Linked DNA regions of Homo sapiens: region 2 is linked to region 1. A link is a contact called in ENCODE Hi-C or POLR2A ChIA-PET data. All regions are on one chromosome and are shown on one strand. Each heading gives the region's core, a stretch centred on a gene start or an enhancer-like site at or near the end of the contact. The rest is flanking DNA. Distances are from core to core; before and after follow the strand shown.

The links. A loop is a pair of places that touch in the nucleus more often than their neighbours do. ChIA-PET counts read pairs that join two places held with the same protein, here RNA polymerase II (POLR2A).
Region 2: POLR2A ChIA-PET joins it to region 1 with 11 read pairs in activated B cell. The contact joins two enhancer-like sites. A Hi-C loop is called at or near these places in 4 of 168 maps with a recorded cell type or tissue (DLD1, astrocyte of the cerebellum, endothelial cell of hepatic sinusoid and 1 more). POLR2A ChIA-PET finds 5 or more read pairs at or near these places in 8 of 52 experiments (HepG2, K562, OCI-LY7 and 5 more).

Annotation. Positions count from the first base shown.
Region 1 is chr9:130,728,886-130,732,753 of GRCh38, reverse strand. It overlaps a transcript of ABL1 not described here. Among named protein-coding and RNA genes, the nearest start is that of EXOSC2, 37 kb to the right of the region's middle. RefSeq lists enhancers at 1,586-2,422, 2,423-3,259. Within about 2 kb of position 2,378, at least 4 of the 41 ENCODE cell types and tissues checked have a DNase peak (open chromatin) inside an H3K27ac peak, as active enhancers do.
Region 2 is chr9:130,779,694-130,783,804 of GRCh38, reverse strand. It overlaps LOC124902288 (a long non-coding RNA gene), which reads left to right. Exons shown (of 3, transcript XR_007061823.1): 3 at 1,011-1,137. It also overlaps a transcript of ABL1 not described here. Among named protein-coding and RNA genes, the nearest start is that of ABL1, 54 kb to the left of the region's middle. Within about 2 kb of position 2,769, at least 16 of the 41 ENCODE cell types and tissues checked have a DNase peak (open chromatin) inside an H3K27ac peak, as active enhancers do.

The sequences.
Region 1 (3,868 bases), core at 1,129-3,628:
CCATATACATCCTAAAATGCGTGGGATCCACCAGACCCCCGGGATTTTACCACAAGCTGGGGAAAAGGTTTGTAACCTGAAGATGGTAACAGGGACAATATTCCCACTACAGCAGTATCCCAAGTGGATAGAACAAATTATGGCAGCACCAGAAACCTGGAGAAAGGAATAAGGACTTAAGCAGCTGTTAGTCATTTCCAGGAGAAAAACTAAATACACAGAGAAAATGAGTCCACCAGATTTGGTGAGAGGCCACAGGCAGCCACTGATATAAAAAAGATGAAAAGCAAGCTATTATAGATAAAGGATACTGCTGGCTCCACCAGGGGTCTCTCCACTGCTTAACAAAGAAGATCAGGTTGAGTAAATGTCCCCTTTCCTCAGCCGGTTCCCTGGACCCATTCCACACTGTTTATTCAAGCCATAACCATTCTCCCAAGCAGATGGCCAGTGGTGGTCCTCAGGAATATAAATTAGACACAAAGAGCCTTTTGTTGGCTATGTTGTTCCTGGCTCTCTTACCCCAGACTGACACAGTACCTGATACAGAACAGGCACTTAGTACTTGTTCAATGCCTGAACCTGCCAAACAAGTAGATTCAACTGCGTATTCACTAAGTAGCTAGTCTGTTAAAAAAAAATACTGTTCGATCCATGAAAATGTATAAACATGGTCTCCACTATCAAGGGACAAGTACTGAGTGTCAAAGAAAAATACAATTGGAAAAAAAAAAAGAATAGAGAAAGGTGAATTGGAAAGAAGCAGCAGGTATTTTGAAAGTTGAAAATTTGAAACAATTGACAGGAATCATTTAGCCTTTATCATTAACAGAAAAAAAAAAGTTTCCTGAAATAGCTTTCTTTCATCAATAAGAATTCTTTATATTCTATTATTCATTTCTAGGATCAAAGAAACCTATAGATTTAGTGCAATCAGAGAAGAAAATCCTTAAGGGTATTTCTGTTTGGGTATGGAAGCTGATAAAACCCACTCTAAAATGTATATGGAAATACAAAGGAGCAAGCCAAGACAATATTGAAGAACAAAACAGGAGGCCTTATTCTACCAGGCATTAAGATTTATTTTAAAGCTACAGTAATACATTGTAATACTGGTGCAAGGAAAGACAAACAAATTAACAGGAAGGAGTTCCCCAGCAGATCCACACGTACATGTATACCTGATTTACACAGCAGCAGATGTTCTTTTCAATTAAACAGCTAGGTCAATATGAGGGAAAAAATGAACCTTCGCCCCTACACAGAAAAAACAATTCCAGGCCAACTATAAACATGAGATGTAAGAGAGTGAAACTTCTTTGTGACCTTAGGGTAGACACAAAGATTTCTTACACAGACCACAAAAAAAGTACTAACCATAAAAGATTAAATTAGACTAAGTCAAAATTAAGGTTTATCAAAGACACCATTAAGAGAGTGAAAAAGCAGCCGGACGCAGTGGCTCACGTCTGTAACCCCAGCACTTTGGGAGGCCAAGGTGGGTGGATCACCTGAGGTTAGGAGTTCAAAACCAGCCTGGCCAACATGGTGAAACCCCTTCTCTATTAAAAACACAAAAACTAGCTGGGCATGGTGGTGGGCGCCTGTAATCCCAGCTACTCGGGGGACTGAGGCAGGAGAATCTCTTGAACCTGGGAGGCGGAGGTTGCAGTGAGCCGAGATCACACCACTGTAATCCAGCCTGAGTGACAGAGCAAGACTCTGTCTCAAAAAAAAAAAAAAAAAAAAAAAAAAGAGAGATAGAGTGAAAACGCACAATGGCTATAATTATGTAAATAAAGAGTGAAAAGGTGAACCACAAAGTGTAAGAAAATAGTCATAATAAATACACCCAACGAAGGACCTGTATTGAGAGTACACAGGCTAGGCACGGTAGCTCACACCTGTAATCCCAGCACTTTGGAAGGCCGAGGTGGGTGGATGGTTTGACCTCAGGAGTTTGAGACCAGCCTGGGCCACATGGTAAAACCCCAACTCTACAAAAAATGCCAAAATTAACCAGAAGTGGTGGCACACACCTATAGTCCCAGCTACTCAGGAGGATGAAGTTGGAGGACCGCTTGAGCCCAGGAGGTCAAGGTTGGAGTGAGCCGAGACTGTGCCACTGGACTCCAGCCTGGGCAACAGAATAAGACTCTGCCTCAAACAAAGAAAAAAAAAGGAAAAAAAATATAAATAACTCCTAAAAATCAATGAGGAATAAACATAAATAGAAAAATGGACAAAAGAGGTGAACTGGCAAGAGATACATAGGTACACATATATTCCAAATGGCCAGTAAACATATGAAAAGGTGCTTAACCTCATGAGTCATCAAAGAAGAGCAAATTAAGGCTGGGAGATACTACTGCACAACTACCTGCAAGGCTAACATTTAAAAGTCTGGCCGGAGGCTAGGCGCGGTGACTCACGCCTGTAATCCCAGCACTTTGGGAGGCCGAGGTGGGCGGATCACCTGAGGTTGGGCGTTCGAGACCAGCCTGATCAACACAGAGAAACCCCGTCTCTACTAAAAACACAAAATTAGCTGGGTTTGGTGGCACATGTCCATATTCCAGCTACTCGGGAGGCTGAGGCAGGGGAATCACTTGAACCCAGGAGGCGGAGGTAGCGGTCAGCTAAGATTGCACCATTGCACTCCAGCGTGGGCAACAAGAGCAGAATTCCATCTCAAAAAAAAAAAAAAGTCTGGCTGGGCGCAGTGGCTCACGCCTGTAATCCCAGCACTTTGGGGGGCCAAGGCAGGTGGATCACTTGAGGTCAGGAGTTCGGGACCAGCCTGGCCAACATGATGAAACCCTATCTACCAAAAATGCAAAAAAAAAAAAAAATAGCCTGGTGTGGTGGTGCATGCCTGTAGTCCCAGCTACACAGGAGGCTGAAGCAGGAGAATCGCTTGAACCCAGGAGGTGGAGGTTGCAGTGAGCCAAGATCACACCACTGCACTCCAGCCTGGGCGACAGAGTGAGACTCCATCTTAAAAAAAAAAAAAGAATATGCAGAATTGAACTTCTGCTTCTGTCCATAATGCAGTAAAAGTGGTATTAGATATCCTTTTGTCCTAAACAACTGTATGGCTGAATAAAATATTTGAGACGACTGTTTTCAGGCATTAGATGACAGGCAAGGCAAGGCAAGGCTGTGACCCTTGAGGAAAGAGAAAAACATAAGGTAAGTTGCATGTTGCTTCCAACTTCCTGCCTGGGGCACCTTCCCAAACACAGTGCAGGGAGATGAAACCTAAACTGACAGCAGCCATCTCTGTGAACTGAGGAAGCAAAGACTTGGATTTGAGGATGCTGAGGCAGGTAGAATTTGTAGGGCAAGAAATCTGAGAGAAGATGAGGGCATGGGTGGGGTGACAGAACACAGAGGTAGGCAGAAGAAGGTGGGAGGCATCCTGTGGGTCCATGGCTTCCAGATTCTATGCAGTTTAGCAGACAGCGGTGGCTGTGAGGCTGAGAACTGCACAGACACAGAGGTTTCACAGTGCTGGAAGACATTCAAGTACCAGTTCATCCAGGGTGGAGAGACTTTGCTGAGCACCTCTGTTATTTTGTTTCGACCCCAAAAAGGCCAAGCATTAAGTCTAAAGAGTACCCTCTATTCTAAGGGCCGGGTGTCTGGACCAAGGATAAACCCATACTAACAAAGCATAAAACCAAACCTGGCAGGGTCAAACTAACTTAACGACCAGTCACTTACAGTAATTTAAGTAACTACAGTAACCTAACTACTTGTCAAAACAAAATGAAAACTTCTTTAAAGAAAGATAACAAGATTGAGAATCCCTACAATATAACACCCACATGTCTGGCATACAATCAAAATTATTTAACATGCAAAA
Region 2 (4,111 bases), core at 1,520-4,019, 51 kb before region 1:
GCCCGCCTGTCATCCCAGCTACTCGGGAGGCTGAGGCAGGAGAATCGCTTGAACCCAGGAGGCAGAGGTTGCAGTGAGTGGAGACTGCGCCACTGCACTCCAGCCTGGGCGACAGAGCGAGACTCTGTCACAAAAAAAACAAAAAACAAACAAACAAACAAACAAAAAACACATGCACAAACTTCCACAGTGTTCACCTTAAATTCTGTCCTTAGAAGACAGCCTTGTCATTCTCAATTTGAGGGGAGACCTTACATTCCTACCTAGACACTTTCTAATTCCAACAAATATTTCTAATTCACAGCCACTTACATTCAAATCCAAATGTAATCTACTGCTCGACTTTGCAATTCAGGATATATCCTTTTGGTCCCCCGTTATCAGAATACATCTTTATGAACTAGCAAAGGATGCACTCCCTAAAGCTCTTGTGATTACTGCCAAGCTAAGTGTCCAAGCTAACACAGAGTAAACAATCACAGCCTCCATCTCATCAGGTCTCCAGAGTTCACATCAAGGATGCCAAAAAAAACACACAATTGATTTAATATTCCACACGAGAGTTACACTTAACACTGGGTGGTTATTTTTTACTTCACAGAAGTCTTCAGCTCCATGAATAACTCCACAGGCCATCTAATCCATCTTAAATTCACCAAATGGGTCATAATTAAAATATTACTGATACCTGGAGGATTCTGAATATGGACTGTATATCAAATAATGTTCCTGGATCAGTGTGGATTTCCTTAAGTGTGGCAATGATGTGATGGTGTAAGAGAGTGTTCTTGTTCTTGGCTATCGTGAGTATATAGCCAATTTCCAAGTGGACTGGTAAAAGGGAAATGTTTCTATGTAAGAGAGATAGCAAGTGTTAAGAGTTGATGAATCTAGGTGCATTGTTCTTTCAACTTTATAGGTTTGATGATTTTCATTGGAAATGTTTAAGAAAATAAAAACAACAATAAATGCTCTTGGTAAGTACAATCTGTCCTTCCCAACATCCTCAGGGAACAGAATTCCACAACTTCCCACGAAGCCAATCCAGCTGCAGCATCTTAGCAAGGACAGTCACCACCACAGCGGCAGCAGCAGCAGCTAACAGATGCTGGGGCTCTGCGCAGGCATGCTAAGACCTTCAGCGCATTATATCTTGGCATGTTCTCATTAATCCTATGAGGTGGGTGTGTGTTATCAACATTCACATCTCACAGGTGTGGGAGCCAAAGCTTCAGAGGGGTAACACGGTTAATGGTGTGATCCCACCCAAGTTAAGGGGAAAGCCAGGATTTAAAACTGGGTAGACAAACTTTGGAGCCCCAGGCTCTAAATTTACCCCTACCAGTCTCTTCAAACTTGGGTCAGGATCCATTCTTAGTCATGAGATCCACTACTAATGAGTCACAGCCTATCTTTTTCAAAATGAAATAAAATAGAAAATATCGGCCAGGTACAGTGGCTCACGCCTGTAATCCCAGCACTTTGGGAGGCCAAGGCAGGCGGATCACTTGAGGTCAGGAGTTTGAGACCAGCCTGACCAACATAGCAAAACCCCGTCTCTACTAAAAATACAAAAAAATTGGCCAGGCATGGTGGCGCATGCCTGTAGTCCCAGCTACTTGGGAGGCTGAGACAGGAGAACTGCTTGAACCTGGAAGGTGGAGGTTGCAGTAAGCCGAGATCACACCACTGCACTCCAGCCTGGGCAACAGAGTAAGACTGTCTCAAAAAAAAAAGAAAAAGAAAAAGAAAATATCACTCACTGTGCTCCACAATAAGGAAAAGTACTAATCCAGACCTTCTTCAGCTGTATATGTACATATATGCATATGTGTGAATGTGATGTATATACGTACATGTATGTGTGCATATGTGAATGCTAAGTCATAACTGAATATGTATTCCTCATATGGGTCACAATGCTTGAAAGCCACTGCATTATTCTATATTACCTCCTCCTCTTCTCTCATTTCCTGCCCAGAAGCCTCACTGTTTAGGAAACTAAATGGGGAAAAAAAAAATACAGATTTAGATGGTTAAGGGGAGAATTCCACTGGGAATTATCTAATCTCAAAATAAGCCAAAATAATATACTTTTAGTACACACTAATAGATAATAATGCAGCTGGCAAATCTGGTAATATAAAAGACATATTTTCAAATAGGAATTTGGATAATCCCCTTGGTGTTTGTTACAGTAAGATGTTATCTGGAATTCTATTAAAAGATTATCAATTTAAAAGTCAAGCTGAAACTGCATATATAAATATGGTCAATGGTTAAAATCAGAGGAAGATTCTTCTCTGGCAATTCTTCTCCACTGAAAATCCAAACGCATGTCAACATGACTGAGGGTCAAGAATGTTCAAAGAAAACTATTGTGACATTGCGGGAGGAGTCCAAAAGCAGCTAAGAGTGCGTGTGTGCCTGAGGGTGGGGATGGGGCACCCACACGGGCAAGTGAGAGGTGGAGAATTACTGTACCAGTGCCCTCCCAAACCAATCACCCTACTGTGTATCCTGTTTCAAAAGGCTAAATGGGAAAAGCAAAGAAAAAAATCATTCTACATGTGTTTAAGGTACGCCACTCAAGAAGGGTTTTCTGTGAATTAATCTTACCATTACCAAATGAAGTCATAGGAAGAATGTGCTATGTCTTTAAATCCATGGCTATTTTTCATTCCAAGTTTCTGTTTGGGGCCATTACTGCTCTCTTGGGACTGCGTTGACTCACTGCGTCTTCAGAATGACGCAAGTGAGGTTCTCTGCACAACTTCAAAACAGGCTGAATATATCCAGCAAAGGCTGGCTTCAGAGCCAACAGACCAATCAGGCACCCATTTGCAGAGTCGCTAGAACCAGGCAGGAGATGGGAACACTCTCCTCATTTTCAGTTTCATTAGGGTCTGATCACCTTCTTCAACAGGCAAAACAATTTGACTGTCTTAAAACAATCTTTTCTTAATTTGCCCGTTCTCTTTAGGACCACATTTCCACCTTCACTGCCCACTCAGAATCCTATCTACTTTCTTGGACTTACTTGGTCATATGGTAAGAAAAGAATGGAAACAAGAATTCCAGCCCAAATGTCTCCAGTGCTGAGTATCCCACATTTCTGGAGCTCCCTCCTCTCAACTTTTTTTTATCTAAATAAAAGAAAACTCCTCCTTCCTGGTGTCAGCCAGGCAGAGGAGAGAGGGAGATGAGGGAAGAGGGAGGAGAAAGGGGACAATTCGCCTAGAAATAGCAGGTACGAGTACAGATACGAGGTGAGCACTATCCAAAAACGAAAGTTGCAAGAGTTTTCATCTGGAGACTGGTCAGATCCAGACAGCTCCAAGATCAGCCCCAATATCACAAAGGTAAATATGGCTTCATCTGCATGGCCTGGATCCAGATAACCTCAGCATCACCTGGTTCACCGTATGGCTTCTTCCTAAAACAGCCAAAAGCCAGAGGAAAATGTGTTTGCTTTTTTTTGAAGTGGTTCACAAAATGGGCTGTTCAATTTCTTTTTTGAGACTGAGTCTCACTCTGTCGCCCAGGCTGGAGTGCAGTGGTGTGATCTTGGCTCACTGCAACCTCTGCTGCCTGGGTTCAAGCGATTCTCCTGCCTCAGCCTCCAGAGTAGCTGGGATTACGGGTGCCTGCCACTGCGCCCGGAGTATTTTTTTGTAGTTTTTAGTAGAGAAGGGGTTTCACCATCTTGGCCAGGCTGGTCTTGAACTCCTGACCTCGTGATCCAGCCACCTCGGCCTCCCAAAGTGCTGGGATTACAGGCGTGAGCCACCGCGCCCGGCCCAGGGCTGCTCACTTTCACACAGTGCTCTTTTTAAGAACATCCAAATTATAAAAGGCATCCATGGTGCCTGAAAGCAGAGTGGCTCTATTAATACAATGGCAGAGCAGCTGTAACTAATTAAACCTCTAGTAACCAAGCTAGCTGTCAGGTTTGCCCGCAGTATCCCTCAAAATCAGATGCAACTTCACCATATTTCTGTCTTATCCTTACCAAGATAATAGCTACCTAAAAGCATCAAGAGTATGACATTTGTTTTAAACCTAAAGTAACTCCCCACATAACACGTTACTTATATGGCATATAGGTTTG